2 separate regions of the Homo sapiens genome follow, and region 2 is linked to region 1. Evidence: chromatin loops called from intact Hi-C (ENCODE). Cell type or tissue: PC-3. All regions are shown on one strand.

Evidence for each region. Hi-C counts contacts between places; a loop is a spot of excess contacts. Peaks named below come from ENCODE experiments on the same cell type or tissue, not always from the same donor. Only the 100,000 strongest peaks of a DNase experiment are listed, where the experiment ranks them.
Region 2: a loop joins it to region 1, with 12 times the contacts of the local background. A loop is called at or near these places in 11 of 110 quality-filtered maps.

What each region holds. Positions count from the first base shown.
Region 1 is chr16:12,337,989-12,342,988 of GRCh38, reverse strand. All of the region lies in intron 15 of SNX29 (sorting nexin 29), which reads right to left. Among named protein-coding and RNA genes, the nearest start is that of SNX29-AS2, 32 kb to the left of the region's middle. RefSeq lists an enhancer at 468-1,667. In PC-3, CTCF peaks have their summits at 1,370 (motif pointing right) and 2,398 (motif pointing left); DNase peaks (open chromatin) are centred at 808 and 1,328; H3K4me3 peaks cover 416 bases; H3K27ac peaks cover 3,073 bases.
Region 2 is chr16:12,227,586-12,232,585 of GRCh38, reverse strand. The region is part of intron 14 of SNX29 (sorting nexin 29); the gene reads right to left. Among named protein-coding and RNA genes, the nearest start is that of SNX29-AS2, 140 kb to the left of the region's middle. In PC-3, CTCF peaks have their summits at 3,662 and 3,668; DNase peaks (open chromatin) are centred at 705, 2,585 and 3,665; H3K4me3 peaks cover 1,585 bases; H3K27ac peaks cover 3,487 bases.

The DNA.
Region 1 (5,000 bases):
TTCTCACACCCAACAGCACTCCCGTAAAGCTGCCAAGAGCCTCCTTCAGGTAAAGGCTGGCTTGCTCCTCCCAGGAAGGGGTATGCAGCCATTCATTTGTGCCAAGCAGTAATTCATGAACACCAGCACCTGGACAGAGGGAAGACTGTGCTCAAATGTGAGCGAGCACTGTGGGGTACTGGTCTGGGGGATGAACTTGGAGCTGGACGGCCAGGATTCTGTCCCAGTCTGCCAGTAACTTGCTGGGTGACCTTGGGTAAATCATTCAACCTCTCTGGACCTCAGTTTCTGCATCTGAAAAATGGTGGCCATAGGAGCTCTTACATGATAGCGTTGTTATGAGGACTAAATGAGCCAATATACAACTCAAGCTTCGTAAAAGACACAAGATTCTGATTCTTACAGCTTTGATTGACACACAGAACTGGGCACATCCCTACAACTTCCTTAAGCCCCACAGACATTACAATGGAAAGACGAGATGGTATAGTTTAAAACAACAACATGGAATTTAAGGGCTTGAATCTGGGACCACACTTCACTGGCTGTGTCCCATGAACGGGGCAGCCATTGTTTCTACACAGCTCTGAACACCCCTAAGCCTCATGGTTTCATCAGCAACATGGAGACTGTAATCTCTTCTCTCCATGGGACACTGAAGATATGACCGAGATCTTGTATGTTAAAATGCCAAGCATACACTCTTGCCCTCAGGAGGCATGCAGCAGACATCTGTGACTTTTCTTCCCTTGCAGAGGGCAACAGGCAATAAAACTTTTTCTCTGGGTGACTCATATCCCCATGATATACGCAGTGAAGGTAAGTGCAAAAGTATCACAATGCTTCCCTGCCTAGGCCACCCCCAACAGAGTGGCTCATCAAATGTGATCTTCTTCTGTTTTCTATTCAACAGTCAGCATTACAAGACCACATCTACCTCCCAGAATCTGGGAGAGGTAAAAGAGTTCACGTTCTCAGCAGCATCTATGAAGCTGGGGTCTCAAGCCTAAATTTCTTTACTTCCTGGCACGAAGCACTGTGCTGGAAATGACCTGGCAGCTACGGAGTCACTAGCCCACAGCTGCTCTAATCCCTACAATGGGAATGTCATGAAGACAACAAGTGGGTCCTTGTGGCAGAGATACTGGTGCTCACCATGCACCCTACCTGCTCCCCAAGCTTCCCAGCCCCCTCTGCACAACAGGGCACAAGCTTCTGACTTAGGGCCAACGAGTTCCAGGTGGAAGTGACAAATGTTTCTTCTGAGTCATAGCATAGGACTGCTGGCGTGTGACCCTGCACCATCCCTTCCCTGTAACACTAAGTGAGAAAGCCATGGTGTGGCCACAAGATGGGAGCCTCTGTCCACCTAGATTTCTGAGTCATTATGTGGAGCAGAACAGTCCCACTGTTGCCCTTGGGCAACCCATGTTGGACACATACGAACAGGAAATAAGCTTTTATTTTGTTAAAGACCGAGATTGAGGATCATTTGTTACTGTGGCAGAACCAATCCTATTCTGACATGTGTCAACTTGACAACCCTGTATCTTCCTAGCTCTCTCACAATGGGCCTGAAAGTCTGAGGAAAGGCACAGAGGCCAAAGACATTTGTTAAAGGCAGCTTTGCAACAGCCACAGGAAGTAGGTATCATGATATCCTTTTACCCAAGAAGAAACTGGTCTCAGACACATTAAATCATTTGTTCAAGGTCATACAAATCACAAGTGGTGAAGTCAGAATTTGAACCCAGGTCTATCCATCACAAGACTTGTATTCTGTCTGCTATATGGGCCCAGGCAGTACTTTCTAATGAGTTTGTCTGTGAAAGCCCCAAATACAATTCAAATCTCTCCTTGGGCTCCAATAATAATAGTAACCATAGGTTGGATGCGTTCCACAGGCCAGACACTCTTCTTGGTCCTTTATCAATATTCCTTCACTGTAATCATCACGTCTCTTCAAGGCATTATGCCCATTCTACAGGTAAGGAAATAGGGGCTTAGAAGAGACTGTAGGATGAGTTCTCATAACCTCATGGTGAAGTAAATAGAGGAAAGATGCCAGTGGTGACAGACAAAGGATAGGGGCCCCTTTAGTGGATGGAAGGCAAAGACTCCACGTAAAAGGCTATAAAGCGGGACACTGAGGAACACTCTCCACTGGAGGATCTCAGACCTTCAAGAACCCACAAAGATGCTTCAATGCCCAAGATACCACATGCTCCGGGTGACCTAATCAGACTCTTAGAGATGTTTGCTGCCGGGGTTGTGAAAGAGAGACAGGGGAGATCGTCCCTTCTGGTCCCTCCCGACTGTTCTCGCAGTTCTAGCCTCTTGTCTACCTGGCCACCAGGTGCAAGTTACTGATAATAACCTCACACTGCCCCCAAGTGGTCACTCTGCTCCAGATGACTCACAGACCAACGTTTCCAGAACTCCAAACACAAATCTGTTCAATGCAAAACCATGCTCTTCCCATTCTGTCTCCCACATCCATCCATCCTTACTATTACATGCCAAGCACTGTCTAGACACTGGGGATACAACAGGGAACAAACAGATAAAAGCTCCTTCCTCCTCTGAGCTTACATCCTAGAGCTCAAGGTTAGGAATGCTTACTGACTGAGGAACATTGTCTTTATGCCCCGTTACAGAGAATAGGACTTCAAACAAAAGGTTGGGCTTCAATAGAAATTCTCCTTCCTTTGCAGAGACCAGATTCTGCATCTGAGAAATTAACCAGGATTTCTACAGCTGCATTCCATTCTAGTTAGTTTCTCCAGGGAAGGAGAAGAAGGGGAGGAGGATGGAGAAGATGACGATGATGAAAACAAAGATGAAAAAGAAAACAATTTTTGGCTAAGAAACTAAACCTGATCATTATGTCTTGGATTTAAATCTAAAAAGTGATCGTCTCCAATTCCTCATTTGATGCTAAAAGACCCTTTTTCAGTGACCCTCATGGTGAACATCTCTCTTTTTCTCTCTGCCCAAGATGAATTCCCCTCTTTTTTGGCTAATGGAATCCTGCTTTTTCTTAAGAAACCACCTCTCTTCCTAGTGATCTGGGGAAGCTGACCAAACGCCCCCACTGACTGTTGGCCACGTGCCCTGGCCCTGCCAATGAGTGTATTTCATCCTTTAGCCACAGTGACTGGTTCAGGGATGGCAGAAGACTCAAGTCAGGCCAATAAGAGTCAATTCCAAGAATCTTGTTAGAGCTACTGGGAGAGAAACCCTCTCTTCATGACAAGAATTGCTAAGCTCATAGGACATAAGCTTGGAGCTGCTAGGATCCATCACATATAGAGAAAGCCTTCCTAAGAATGAAGACCACAAAAAAGAAAGCAGAGAGCAACAGCAGGAAGAGAACATCCACATTTGCTCATCTGACCTCTGGATGCAACCCTGCCAAAGGTTACACCAATCCTTGGATGTCCAGTTTTCATCACTCAAAAAGCTTCATTTCTTGTTAAGCCCAGTTTGAGTTTTCTGTCATTTGGATTAGAGTCCTGACTCACAGAGCCACCAAGTAACTGCCCAGTTTCTGCTTCAACACCTCCACTCACAAGAAACTCACTACCCATAATCTTTTTTTTTTTTTTTTTTTTTTTTGAGACAGAATCTCACTCTGTCGCCCAGGCTGGAGTGCAATGGCACGATCTCAGGTTACCACAACCTCTGCCTCCCAGGTTCAAGAGATTCTTCTGCCTCAGCCACACAAGTAGCTGGGATTACAGGCATGCGCCACCACGCCTGGCTAATTGTTTTTATATTTTTAGTAGAGACGGGGTTTCACCATGTTGGCCAGGCTGGTCTTGAACTCCTGACCTCAGGTGATCCACCTGCCTCAGCCTCCCAAAATGCTGGAATTACAGGTGTGAGCCACCATGCCCGGCTGCCACTTATTATGAAACAGTCATGATGGCGCAGGTCTCTTTCCACTGAATTCAAAGTTGTCTGTGTGTAGTCCTAGGACAGCCCATGACGGCCACAGGTGGAACAAGTTTAACCTCTCCCTCCATGTGACACTCCTAATCTGGGGGACTCTAAGCTGCAGGGCAGCATCATGAATCCTCCATCTGGAAACACTGTTATGATTTTGGGCCATATGTTGTTAAACATGTTTCTTTCAACCTCTTTCAATCAATAAATATTCCACAAGCGCCTCCCACATGGAAGGTGGGTCTGGGGGTGGGGATGGGGTAGGGGTCTGCAGGGAGAGATTCCATAGAGTCTCATCTCCCAGGCCCCTGCCACCCAGGAAGGCAACAGGTCAAGGATGATGTCCCTTATCAAGCTAGCCATTTCTGATTTGCCTATGGGGATATAGTATGGGCTGTGTGTTCTGGGAGACCTGGTGTGAATGCTGCTGTGTGACCTCACACAAATTACACAGCCTTTCTGAGACTCAGTTTTCTCATCTACAAGTGGAAACTTTAATGATACAGATTTCCTGAAGCTGTGAGGAGAACGTGACACCCCTTGTGGGAACCTGTGCACAACGCCTGATGCACGGTGAGAACCTAAGAGGGGATGAGCTTCCTTGTTCCCGGGAATACCTCCCGGGGGGAAGGCAGCCAAGGAAGGCAGTCCCTCTGCTGGTCTGATCCCCGATGAGCTTCCTTATTTACCCCCAGGGTTCTGAACATCCCCAGGGTTCTGAACAGAGTGTACTTCCCTTCCTCGCCCAACCCCACGGCTCATGAGTTGCCTCCACACTGCTTAAGAAAGTCTACTGGACTCCAACATTTTCCTTTTCAAAGAAAACAAAAGCCGTGGTTTCGGCAAACTGCAGAGGCGATGTCTGGTCTAAACAATTGATCCGCCTCCCACCTCCCTAATGACTCAGCCCCAGAAAACACTGATGACCCATTAGGTAGAAATCTACTTATGCTAAGAAAATAAGCCAAACACCGGTTCCAGGATGCACTGAATAGCTCCAAATGCAGGTGCTTCCTCGGCTCCTCTGGCAGTCGCTGTGAAGAGAACCTGGA
Region 2 (5,000 bases), 110 kb after region 1:
GAAAACTCTTCCTTTGTTTACCAAAGCAAACAAAAGCCACGATTCAAGCATTTATTTGTTTGTTTCTGGCCGAGTCTCACTATGTGGCCCAGCCTGGAGTGCAGTGGCACGATCTTGGCTCACTGCAACCTCCACCCTCCTGGGTTCAAGCGATTCTTGTGCCTCAGTCTCCGAAGGATTACAGGCGCACGCCACTATGTCCAGCTAATTTTTGTATTTTTAGTAGAGACGGGGTTTCACCACGTTGGTCAGGCTGGTCATGAACTCCTGGACTCAAGTGATTTGCCCACCTCGGCCTCCCAAAGTTCAAAGATTACAGGTGTGAGCCACCTTCCCAGCCAATTCAAGCATTTAAACCACATCTACTAACATGGCCTACAAATGCATCTTCCCCCTTAATGGCCATAAGCCCTTTAAAGTATCCTCAAACAGACTTGAAGGTTTCATCCTCAAAATATGGGCTGTCCAAGTGCCTAAATCACAACAACTGCTAAAAACCTAAACTGGGGCACACAACCAGAAGGGCAGGACAATTCATGACAATTCCCAGACATGAGAACTTACGAATCCATTAAAACAAAGGGCCAGCATCTTTATTGATACCAAGTCCTCACATAACCCAGAGGAAAAACCCCTGAAACACATAGGCCAAGGAAATGAGCTGATTATTCACCAAAAAGAAATTCAATTCATAAACACAGAAAAAAGTAAGTATTCCATCTCCACAGTGACTCATGAATTACAAATATAAGGAGCTAGGTTTTTGCCTACTGGAGTTCCAATGGCAACAGTTATGAATGCTGGTGAGAGTGGCCAAGAGGGCCTGTTTGCTGGTGACACTTTAAAATGGCCACAATCCTGGGGAGCAATATGGAAACCCGAAACAGAAGTCAGAAAAACCTTAGCACTTCATTCAACAATTCTGCCTATGAGACCACATCCTCCAAAATAACTAGAAACATGGGGAAATTCTGTACACAAAAGGCATTCCCTGCAGCATTTTACAGTATAGTAAAAGTTTTGTTTTTGTTTTTTGTTTTTTGTTTTTTTTTTAAAAAGGCCCAACAATTGGAAATTGACTAAAACTCTGGTCTATCCACTAGCTGGAATATCACACAGTTGTTACAAATTACAGCAATGCAGTCAACATAATGATAGAAAAGGCTTTGTGATAGACGATTAAGTGGGGTAAAAAGCAACAAACAAAATTGTATGCACAGCAGGAGTTCAATTATGTTTTTAAGAAAGTGTCTACAGAGAGGGAAAATACTTTAAACGAAGTTCTGTTTTCCTCATTTTCCCTAGTGAGCTGGATGGTATGGTGGAAAGGGACTAAGTTTTACAACCCAATCCAGGGACCTTTACATCCTATTTAATCAACCTGTGCCTCTGTTTCCTAATCAGACAGTTTAATGTTTAAATGACTTATTACCGGCAGGGCACATTGGCTAACATCTGTAATTCCAGCACTTTGGGAGGCCGAGGTGGGAGGATCACCTTAGGTCAGGAGTTCGGGACCAGCCTGGCCAACATGGTGAAATCCCATCTGTAATAAAAAAATATTAAAATTAGCCGGGTGTGGTGGTACATGCCTACAGATAGTCCCAGCTACTCGGGAGGCTGAGGCAGGAGAATCGCTTGAACCCAAGAGGCGTAAGTTGCAGTGAGCCGAGATCATGGCACTGCACTCCAGCCTGGGTGACAGAGAGAGACTCCATCTCAGTAAGTACATACATATATACATACATACATACATACATACATACGACTTATTACAAGGGAGAAACATTTTTATTCTTAAGAGTCACAATTGCAACTCCAACGTGCAGCCCAAATAGTTTCTAGGTGATGGCACAGTATTAACGTATTCACTTTGGATTTGGTTTCCCTATTTTCCCCCCAACCTAACTCAAAGATAAGCATTTGGGGCATTCAAGGCCTACCATCTGCTCATTCGTTAAAAAACAAATGCTAAAATTTGTCCACTTGCAGCTTTGTTTGATCTGTCTCAAAATACATTGGCATTTCCCCTAATGTTGAACAGGCCCTTCCAGTATTTAGGCAAGATCGATGAACTCATTTGCAGAATGGTCCAGTTTCCACAAACAAGCTGTCACCAAAGCAAGAGGGTTCGTTTGCACTTTGCAATCCTGCTACTGTGTTTACCAAGGCATCTTTCCTCAGTACTACTGCAGGTCCAGCAGATGGGTTGCTAATGAAGAGAACGTGATTGTCTATTTGGAAAAATACAAGCTATTTATTGCAACTGATAAATCATGGCTTGACTCTTTGCCCAAACGGGAAGTCAGACAATGATGTTTCTCAAGTTTAAGAACAAGCTCCTGAGTCCAAGGACCAGCTTCAGAAGCTTTCAAGACAGTTTGCAGGCAAACTTTGACAACTAATGAAAGCTGTCTTTTACATTTTCTTTGTTTTCGTTTAAACACTCCTAGAACAGACGTGTACAAACTATGGCCCTGAGGCTAAATCCGGGCTGATGCAAGTTTTGTAAATAAAGTTTTATTGGCATACAGCCAAGCCCACTCATCTACACAATGTCTGCGGCTGCTACAACAGCAGAGCTGAGCAGTTGTGACAGAGACCCATCTGGACAACAAAGCCAAAAATATTTACTATCCAGCCTTTTATAGAAAAAGTTTGCTGAACCCTGTCCTAGAAAGAATGAAAGCAGTTCCTCTGAATTATCTCGTAAGTCCAACCAGACCAGTATGAGACAGAGCTGAGCTACCTGAGTGATCTAGGTCCAAGCACAGTTGACCAGTACAGGTCGGACTGCAGAGGTAACCTCAGCGTCAGCTCAGTTCATCCCTTTTGACTTGGCTGAAGGCACTACCCCAAGAACAGCAACCCTCTACACTACTTCAATTGTTAGGTAAATCCCTTTGACGGTAGATCTTTGAAGAATGCAGGAACTTATCTTCCTTGATTTTTCTTTAAACATCATGTGACAGTCAAAAAAAAAAAACCCCACCATTCTTCAAAGGGAATTGTAAAAGATGAAAAATGGTAGGAAGAAGGTTTATTTGGGGCCATCTGATGTGGTCCACTGGACATAAGTCACAAAAGTATCTCTACATTGGCAAAAACTCATGCTGGGTCCAACTGGCCATTTGACATCAGGGAGATGAAACCACTCTTTTTCTTCGCTTAGCCGCATACACGACATGGAAATTGGTTAGATGTTCATTTAGATCCAGACCAGGCCTAAAATCCTAGGACTGGCCTGACCATTTCCATTATTCATTCATGCACACATCCAAATCATATTTACTGAACACCTACTATGTGCCAGGTACTATGCTGGTGCTTTAGTTATGGAGGCCAATAACACAAACAGGAATCCTGCTACCAGGGAGCTTACAGACTAGTGGAGAAACCGAAAACAAGTTCAAACCAGGAATAAATAAGACATACTGCAAATTGTCACAAGTGCTCCATAAAACATAGCTGGAATGCTGAAGGGGGCAAGGTACATCCTGGCAGGCCAGGGAATGGCTCTCTGAGGAGGTGGCAAGTCCAAGGTCTGTGTGAAGGAATGAGGGCAAGCAAGCCCTGCAAGGCATTTGGGAGTGGGGGAGAAAAGCGCATTCTAGACACTCACTTAGGGAGAGCAGCAGGAGTCAGAAGACTCGGTGGAGGCTCCCTCGTGTGGTCACTGCAGGGAGGCAGCCTGCCCCGCATCACCAGCTTTGCAATGAAGTCCCTCTGGCTCTTGACTCGCCATGTGGCCTCAGGCAAATCAAGTCTCTGTGCCCCTAGCTTTTTCACGTGGACAGTGGGAAAACTCAAGAGACGGTGACTTTGGTCAGCCCAGCCCTGAGGCGGGAAAAACACGGCTTGTTCCAGGAACTGAAATGAGGTGATACAGGCAGAGAACAGCATAGGTTGGGGAGCTGCGCACCAGACAGGGTTGAAAAGGTGGGCAGGGCCAAGTCAGGCAGGGTTTTGCAAGTCATGGTAAGGCATCTGGATTTCATTTTAATTGCAACGGGAAGTCACTGAAGGGTTTTAAGCAGGAAAATATCTTGAGCATATTTGTAGTTTTAAAAGAAAGCTCTGTGTTGTAAAGAAAGGGGTAAGAGTGACCAGAGCAGAGGCAGAGAGAGCAGGATGCTGCTGCTGTCATGGACTGTGCTGGAGGCAAGGTAAAGCAGCTGAACCTGACCTCGAGTGCCAACTCGGACCAACTGGAAGTGGCCATCTATAACACTGTGCTGAGAACGTGCTGGAAGTTTAGACAGGGATCATTGGGGAAAAGTATCCTGTTTGATTAATGATGCCTGCCATGGGTGTGGAAGGGAGAATAGCAGTATGGTGTCAATATCTGTCCATCTCTCTACAGAGACCGAGAACATTTCAGTGCCTCTAACACTAATGTGTCTACAGCTCGGCTGGGGGCCTTGTTAAAGTGCAGACTCTGAGACGGTAAGGTCTGACATTCTCCTTTTCTTTTCCTGACAGGGTCTCAACTGTGTTGCCCAGTCTGGTCTTGAACTCCTGGGCTGAAGTGATCCTCCTACCTAAGTCTCTGGAAGTGCTGAGATTACAGGCGTGGGCCAGCCCAGCAACATCCTGCCTCTCTAACATGCTCCCAGGTGACGAGTCCACTACTGCTGGTCCAGAGACCTCACTTCGGTCTTTTTTTTTTTTTTTTTTTTTTTTTTTAAGACAGAGTCTCGCTCTGTTGCCCAGGCTGCAGTGCACTGGCTGGATCTCAGCTCACTGCAACCTCCACCACCTGGGTTTAAGCAATTCTCCTGTCTCAGCCTCCCGAGTAGCTGGGATTACAAGCACGAGCCACCATGCCTGGCTACTTTTTGTATTTATAGTAGAGACTGGGTTTCGCCATGTTGGCTAAGATGGTCTTGAACTCCTGATCTCAGGTGATCTGCCTGTCTCAGCCCGCCAAAGTGCTGGGATTACAGGCATGAGCCACCGCGCCCGGCCTCAGAGACCTCATTTTGAATAGCAAGAATCTA